Regions from separate parts of the Mus musculus genome. Here region 1 is linked to region 2. Evidence: chromatin contacts called from ENCODE Hi-C or POLR2A ChIA-PET data. All regions are on one chromosome and are shown on one strand. Each heading gives the region's core, a stretch centred on a gene start or an enhancer-like site at or near the end of the contact. The rest is flanking DNA. Distances are from core to core; before and after follow the strand shown. Region 1 holds the start of Galp (galanin-like peptide). Region 2 holds the start of Zfp580 (zinc finger protein 580).

Region 1 (4,068 bases), core at 949-3,448, 1.1 Mb after region 2:
CCTCCTCCTCCTCTCCCTCTTCCTCCTCCTCTTCCTCCTCCCCCAGATCTGAGGTCACACAAAGGAAACTGCAGCCCAACAGCTCTCATCCATGCCTTTCCTTGACTTGACATTTTTCAGCCAGAACAAGAAGGAACAGGGGCTGGTTCCAGAAGCACTTTAGGTGCGGGGAAGGGGGGAGGGAGGTAGAGGGGGTGGCTGATGTAAAGAGAGAAGAAAGTGCTCCATGGTCAGTGGGATATGGGAGGGAAAGGGGGCCCTTTGGCAGAGAGGAAGAGACAGAACTCCAAGAGAACCCAGACTTTTTTTTTACCATCTCTCTGGGAGCAAATGGCATTGCCAGGAGTTATACCCCCCACACACACTCCCACCCTCACCCCCAGTTTCCTCTCAAAATTGGCTGCTGTCCAGGGCAAAGAGGGAGAGAAAGGAAGAGAAAGATAATAACAAAAGCAAGGAGAGAGCTGGAACACACACAGTGGTCCCATAAGTTGCTCACCCTACAGCTGTATTGAGATCCAGGAGCTATCTGCTCTAGGAAATTATTGGCCAGTGAGATAGCTCATTGGGGGAGTGTGCTAGCCATCAAGGCAGTGAGATAGCTCATTGGGGGAGTGTGCTAGCCATCAAGGCAGTGAGATAGCTCATTGGGGGAGTGTGCTAGCCATCAAGGCAGTGAGATAGCTCATTGGGGGAGTGTGCTAGCCATCAAGGCAGTGAGATAGCTCATTGGGGGAGTGTGCTAGCCATCAAGGCAGTGAGATAGCTCATTGGGGGAGTGTGCTAGCCATCAAGGCAGTGAGATAGCTCATTGGGGGAGTGTGCTAGCCATCAAGGCAGTGAGATAGCTCATTGGGGGAGTGTGCTAGCCATCAAGGCAGTGAGATAGCTCATTGGGGGAGTGTGCTAGCCATCAAGGCAGATGACCTGACTTTAATACCCAGGACTCATATGATGGGTTGTCCTCTGACCTCCACACGTGTGTTATGGCATATGATTACCACAAATAAATAAATAAGTGATGGAATTTTAGAGAATATATGTGTGCGCATGGGTGAGTGTACCTGTATGCACACACAAAGGCCACAAGAGGGTGCTGTGTGTCCCTTCTCACCACTCTCCACATAAGCCTTTGAGGTAGCATCTCTCCTAGAACCCAGGACTCATTCTTTTTCTTGGTTAGGCTGGTGATCTGCCTGTTTCTGTCTATCCACCCCTTGTCCCAAATTGAAGCAGGGAATATAGGAGGATATAGGACATCTGGCTTGTTACATGGATCCTGGGGTCCAAATTCCTTGGACCTCGTGATTGTGCAGCAAACACACTTAACATCTGTGCCACCTCTCCAGTCCCTTATTTTGTTCCGTGGTTGGTTGAGTCAGGGGTTCACTAAAGACCAGACTGGCCTGGAACTCATGAGCCTCCAGCCTCAGTCCCCAAAGTGCTGGGATTACATGTGTGCGCAAGCCTTCCGGGCTGAGAGGTGGTGACGCACACCTTTAATCCAGGCAGTCAGAAAGCAGCAGCAGGTGGATCTCTGTGAGTTCAAGGCCAGTCTGGTCTACAGAAGGAGTTTCAGGACAGCTGGCACTACACAAAACTCTGTCCTGGAAAACAAACAAAAAGAACAACCACAAAAAATAACTATGAGCTTTCAAAGTCAGCTCCAGGAGCCATTTTTAGAATGAGGTTCATGGAGAAAGGAAACACTGAGAAACACAGACAGACAGACAGATGTACACATGCATGTGCACGCATGTACACACACACACACACAAAGAAGAAAGGACCTTTATTATACATGCAACAGAAGACACAGGTCAAACTAGGTGTGATAATAGCTATTATAAAACTTGGAGGTGTAGGAGAATCAAGAGTTCAAAGTCATCCTCTGCTGAAACTGGAGTTGAGGCTAGCCTAGGCTACAGATACCCTATGTCAAAACAAGAACAACAAAGAAACACAAGGGGATCTGAGATGGCTCATTAGGTAAGGTACTTGATGGCAAGCTGTCACGACAAATTGAGTTCCATTCCTGGGACCTACGTGGCTGAAGGAGGAAACCAATACTCACAAGTTATTCTCTGACCCCCAGCACACACACACACACACACACACACACACGATGAAAACAAAACAAACAAACAAACAGAAAACCACAAAACACAGGTTAGAGAGACCATAAAGAGGCAGTGAAGGAAAGACAGTCTCAAATCAAGGACCTGCCAGCAATGGCTGTGGCAGAGAAATGTTTTCTGCCACAAGGCACCTTTGTCTGACCTCACACTCCAGTTAAGGAACTCTGAAGTGGATGAGTCGTCCTCTCTGCCTCCATCCTCACTAGCCCGCCCACCCTTGTCTCTCTCCCTAACCTCCTCATTCTCCTCAGAAGCTCACAAACCAGGATCCCCGCTGCTGCTGAGAGCCGCCCAGCCCAGCCGGTGCTGCCAGCTCCACACAGGTTAGAGCCTGGGCTGGAGGGAGGGGAGGCTGGGGGATCTGACAGCAGTGATGGTAAAAGCATCTCAGAGACTGGCAGGGCCATGACAGGATGGGGCAGTAGGGAAGATGGGGCATCGAGCATGGGTCGGTAGGAAGGTATGCACAGAGAAGCAGAGAGGAGGAGCGTGGGTATGGTCAAATTCCACGTGCGTGGTAGTGGGTCTGAGAAACATGGGTAAAGGTGGATAGAGGAATATTTTGCTTGCTTCCTTGATTTTTTTTCCTTTTTATTACATTAGTTACTAATTTGGGGTGTGTGTGTGCTCACTTATGTCCCACAGCACGACTGTGGAGCTCAGAAGACGACTCGTAGGGATCAGTTCCCTCCCTATACCTCTGCAGCTCCTGGGAATTGAACTCAGGTCCATCAGGCTTGGCAGCAAGCACCTTCACCTGCTTAGCTGACCTCTGTTTTTCAGGCAGGATCTTATGTAGTCCAGGATGGCTTCAAATTTGCTCCATGGAAGAAAATGACCTTGAATTTCTAATCCTCCTGCCTCTGCCTCTGGAGTGTTGGGGTTATGGGTGTACAACACCACCATACCTGACTCTGGAGAGCCTTATGCTGTTTTTTTTTTTTTTTCTGGTCTCAGTGTTCTATCAGTAAGCTGTCTATACCACACATTGCAAACCCATGGATTCAAATAATCAAAAATTAAAAATAACCAGGGAAAGCTAGTTAAATGGCTAAACTGGTGAAGGTGGTTGGAGCTAACCCCAATGACCTGGAATTTGATTCCTAGGAGTGGGAGGGGGAGCTGTCCTCCAAACATGGACATTTTTCTTATGTTTCCTTAAGGACACAATGTTGCATTATTTACAGGGGATTTTTTATTTTCAATGTTCTAGGCGACACTGCCCAGAGGCAATCTAAGTATATAGGAGGGGGCTGGAGAGGTGGCTTGGCAGTTAAACACAATGGCTGTTCTTGCAGACGACCTGGGCTCCGTTTCCAGTACCCACATCAAGCAGCTCACAGTCAATTGTAATTTTAGTTCTAGAGGCTCTGACCCCTGTCCCTAGGGCAGAGGTGCAGAGGTTCTATGCAAAAGGGTCTAGAAGAATGGCAGATGTGGGTATCCGTGGGGAAGGGTCTCATGAGTACTGAAGACAGGTGTACATACTTGTACATTTTCTCTCAACCAACTCTCTCGTTTCCTTCCTTCCCCTCCTGCTTTCCTACTTACTTCTGAGTGCTGCCTGTGTAGAGGTCAGAGGACAACCTGAGGTGTTGAAACTCACCCTTTGCCTTGTTGTGGGCAGGGTCTCTTGTTTGCAGCTATGGAGCTGTGAACACCAGGGGAACTGGCTGTGAGCCTCAGGGCACTTTCCTGACTTCCCCCTCCATCCATCTCAGTGCAGGACAACTGGAATCCAGATGCACATCCCTGCAACTTGCTGCTACATGAGTCCTGGGGCCTCAAGCTTGCCAAGTGAACACTTTGTTTATTCACTAAACCATCTCCCCATTCTACATGCGCTTTGTTTTTGTTTTCTCTCTCTTCTCCTTCCCTCCCTCTCTCCCTTCTATTCCCTCCTTCCCTCCTTACCTAAGATTTATTTAAT
Region 2 (4,298 bases), core at 235-2,734:
ACATTTTTTTTTAAAGGAGAGAGAGAATTCAAGGTTATCTTAGGCTGCATAGTCAGGCTAGGCTTCTTGAGATCATGTCTCAAGAAATAAAAATACAGTTTATATAGCTGTCTCCTGGGGCAAATCTAAATTAAGGAATGAATACGTTCCATACTTCAGGGCCTCAGAAGCACTAGTGCTCAATAGCTTCATGTATCCACTGTCACGCCTCATAGAAATTATAGCATTTGTTACCGATGGAAAGATGTTGGATAATTCTTCAAGGGGTAGTCCACTCTTTGGGTGGGTGGGTGGGTGGGGTCCTTGCACTGGGCGCCTAACCCTCCTCTCCCTTGGCTATGTCCAGCTGTTGCCCCCTCCCAACTCCCAGTACGTGGATCTAGGACTTAGCCTTAGATGGGTCCTAACCTCCTGTAATTGCATCTCATACCAGAGTGCATTTTACAAATACAAAGTGTCTTCACTGGCCCAGGCTACTGCATCAAAACTGGATGCTCAGACCCTCCTTGAAGAGCCCTGCGCGCCAGCTACCATAGGCAGTGGGTGCTGGTGACTTCAGCAGCACTCTTTTCCATTCCAAAGAACCAGCTTCCTTGCCTGTGTATACGACAATGCCTGGCTTTCTCTGAGCCTCAGCTTCCCCATGTATTCCATAGTAAGTCTAAACTTCCCCATGCCCGTACCTAGGAATGGCTGGTCTCCTCTGGAGACCTTACTTTCCCCTGCTGGGTCACTGGCAAGAATCACAGCTGCTCTCCATCCTTGTTTTCAGATGCGATTTCATGTAGCCCAGGCCGGCCTCCAACTCAATATATTGGAGAAGATAACCTTGAACTTCTGATTCTTCTGTTTCAACCAGTTTTATGCAGTGCTGGGGATCAAACCAAGAGTGCATGTTAGGTAAACCCTGTCCCCATTTTTATACCTAGCAAGCATGCTCCAGTTTTCAGATTCCCCATATGCTCTGCGGGGAAATAGTACATTTTCCTTTCTGGGTCAACATCTGGTCGTCCCCAGTCTCTGTTTCCCCGTATGTTCAGTGGAGCATATATACTTTACGGGATCTGGCAACGTCTTCTTTGGACATTGATTCCCCCATTTATGAGACGTGAGGATTGTGACCCTGCTAAATCAGAACAGAGATCGGGCTTCTGGACCTCTGTCTCTCCATTTGCTCATCCAACAGAAACACCCCTTCTCTAACCCGCTGGTTTTGCCTAAGCGGAAAGGGGAGGCAGGGTGGAAAGACGACAAGCTGTAAATTTCAATTCTTTATGGGGCGCTTACTAGACTTCACAGTATCTAGCTTTTTACGGGTCACTCAAAGCAAAGGAATGGCTCTTGTGAATGGCACGCAGCTGGAAACTGTCCTTTTGCAGGTCCTTCTCGTTGGCCAAGCGCCACCCCCACCCCTTGCGCTCTCCCTTTACAGCTGCAGACTCCAGCCTCGGAACCTTCGTGTGTGTAGCGGGCGTTTCTGAACGGTGCTCTTTCTCAGGGACGCCGTCGCCCCTCGCGCCCCTGCGCCCCCCGACCCGCGTCCCCGGCGCCGCCGGCCCGGAGCTGCCCGGAAGCTCGCTCCTACCGCGGCGCTCGTCAGGGCAAGCCCGGGTCCGTCCGGGACCTCGGCCCCGTTCTCCCCCGGACCCGAGAGGCTGCTGCACCGGGTACGGGGGCCGGGATGGAGGGAGGAGCCTGGCTTGGGCAGGGCGCGAGGCCGGCAGGTCTCTGGGTGTGGGTCGGAGCGGTGAGGCGACGAAAGCGACACTCAGAGCCTGAGAGAGGGGCGTCGGGAGGCCAAAGCTCCTTATGGAAGCCAGGGGAGTAGGAAGGCCGTAGGGGATATAACGGGACAGGGTGGTTTAGAGGACCAGGGCTGCTAGAGGTCCCCAGACGAGGGGCTATGCATCAAATAACCCGGGAGGTGAAGAGGGACCAGAGATGCCAGCTGTATCTAGAGAGGAGGGGCCAAGGTTAGGGGTAGCTGTGCGGGAACAAGAAACCAGAAGGTCTATGACTGCGAGTTGGAAGATGCTCCAAGGTGGTGGCGGCGATGGAGAGAGAAACCGAAGATGTCAGGATACTTTGTGGGTGGAGACGGTGGTGAATAAAATATAACAAGATGGGGGCGCATATTGGAGGCAGTCAGTTGAGAATGAAGTACAGACGATGGCTTTCCTCGAGTGGAAAGAGAATGGCAAAACCTTTAAGTGCAGAGTGTGGGGATGACATAAAAGAGCCTTGAATGGAAAGTGGGGAATTGGGTTAGTGGGACTCTGGATAAGTATCTAGGGAGGAAACTTGAGGCGACGACAACTGTGGAGATTGGGGAGGCTCTGAGGGTATTGAGGGACCTGAGGGAAAGGACTAAATCAGAGATTGAGTAGAGCTCTGAGAAAAAGGAATGGGTAGATGGGAGAAAAATCTCGGAGGCCACTAGTCTCTAGAATGTGAGATTAGAAAGGACCTAAACTGAGAAGGAAAGAAATGGACTTGGAGATTGATTTCGGTGGGTGGAGGTGAGGGAAGGGAATCCGAAGGATGTCTGAGGTTATGACCTGAGTCGGTGGAGCGGGGTGTTGCTAAGCCCTGGTGTAGGAGTCCCGGAGATGGGGACTGGAGTCACTTCTTACTTTGTAGGGAGGTAGGTCAGTAGCACAGTCTGGCAGGGAGTGGTATCATCTTCCTTTTTAGGATTTTTTTTTTTTCCTGAAAGGAAGAGAGGATCTTAACTTCTCTTCCCTCCGCCGCTCCCAGCTGCCGCTCCAGATGCTGCTGCTGCCGCCGCGGCCACCCCACCCTCGGTCCTCCTCTCCGGAGGTCATGGACCCACCGCCCCCCAAGACTCCCCCTTTTCCCAAGGCGGAAGGCCCCTCCTCCACTTCTTCCTCGGTGGCGGGGCCGCGGCCACCGCGGCTGGGCCGCCATCTGCTCATCGACGCCAACGGGGTCCCCTACACGTACACGGTGCAGCTGGAGGAGGAACCTCGGGGCCCGCCGCAGCGCGAGGCGACCCCGGGAGAGCCAGGTCCTCGCAAGGGCTATAGCTGCCCAGAGTGCGCTCGTGTCTTTGCGAGCCCTCTGCGGCTGCAGAGCCACCGTGTGTCGCACTCGGACCTCAAGCCCTTTACTTGTGGTGCTTGTGGCAAAGCTTTCAAGCGATCCAGCCACCTGTCGCGGCACCGCGCCACCCACCGTGCGCGCGCTGGTCCACCTCACACCTGCCCGCTCTGTCCACGCCGCTTCCAGGACGCCGCGGAGCTGGCGCAGCACGTGCGCCTGCACTGAGCTCAGCCCTGCCCTCTCCGGATCACCACACAGCGTCACTCCCACACATACCCCAGTTCTCCTGAGGTTACTGCCTTACCCTAGGCCTCAGTTTCCCCACCCATCCCCAAGGAGAAATATCATTTTATATTTTCTCCCGTCTAGCTGTGTGATGTAGACCAAAGTTGTTGCCCCTCTGGGCCTGGGTGTCAGTTGGAACTGGGCTTCAGTCCGGCTGTGCTGTGTAAGCCTTTGCAAACGTTACGACCTCTCCTGAGTCTTGGTGGTCTACTCTTCCCAAGTATAAGGTCTTCGTGGAAGACAAAAACACCGGCACGGTCTGGATCGCCTCTGTACTTCTAATGCCCACGATCCCTTATTCCTTGCCCAATAAACATTCCGCACTTCATTCTTGGGTTCTTACTTGCATGTGGGTTGAGTGTTGGGATAGGGAGATTGAGTTTGGACCATTAGCACATAGGAACCTTGTGCTCGGAGAGCGTTTCCAATCGGAGCTGTTTTCTGATGCTCAGGCAACCCGCCCTCTCCGTTCTCCCTTGGACCCTCATCTTTCCCTAGATTCCTATTTCCCAAACCCGGTACTGCTAGGTACGGGGGAAACCAAGGTTCCCCGGTCCCTCTGCCGCCTACAACTGTGGGCGCAACCCGGGGCTGTCCGGGGCCGCCTGGATCCGAGAGGCTGTACTGGATACCAGACGGGGTAGGAGGGATGGAGAAACTAACGGCCGCGGAGGGGGCGGGGTCCCAATAGGCAGCTTTTGGAGAACTAGCCTGGTTAATCTCCAAATTTAGAAAGAGCTTCGGGTGGGGCGTGTAACGGGAGAACCTAGACATAGCAGATGGACCCATTACTAGACCCGAGCGCGGGACAGTCCTGAAGGGCTACGAGATGTCCTGAAGGATGGCTGCTAGGTGACCTGAAGACAGCACATGGGGGAAGGGGACTGACTGAGGTCTTGATTGCGTATAGTAGGAAAGCGACTGCGTGAATACAGTGGGTAGTGGAACGC

The links. Hi-C counts contacts between places; a loop is a spot of excess contacts on that map. ChIA-PET counts read pairs that join two places held with the same protein, here RNA polymerase II (POLR2A).
Region 1: a map of v-Abl transformed pro-B cells shows a loop between it and region 2 (3-fold over the local background). The contact joins the promoter of Galp here to the promoter of Zfp580 in region 2. A Hi-C loop is called at or near these places in 2 of 37 maps with a recorded cell type or tissue (both v-Abl transformed pro-B cells). POLR2A ChIA-PET finds 5 or more read pairs at or near these places in 1 of 5 experiments (embryonic stem cell).

The regions. Positions count from the first base shown.
Region 1 is chr7:6,194,892-6,198,959 of GRCm38, forward strand. It overlaps Galp (galanin-like peptide), which reads left to right and starts at 2,199. Exons shown (of 6, transcript NM_178028.2): 1 at 2,199-2,461.
Region 2 is chr7:5,050,048-5,054,345 of GRCm38, forward strand. Zfp580 (zinc finger protein 580) reads left to right here and starts at 1,485. Exons shown (of 2, transcript NM_026900.1): 1 at 1,485-1,667; 2 at 2,758-3,676. The coding sequence starts at 2,770. The coding sequence ends at 3,288. It overlaps Gm15510 (predicted gene 15510), which reads right to left. Exons shown (of 4, transcript NR_166619.1): 2 at 684-871. It also overlaps a transcript of Ccdc106 not described here.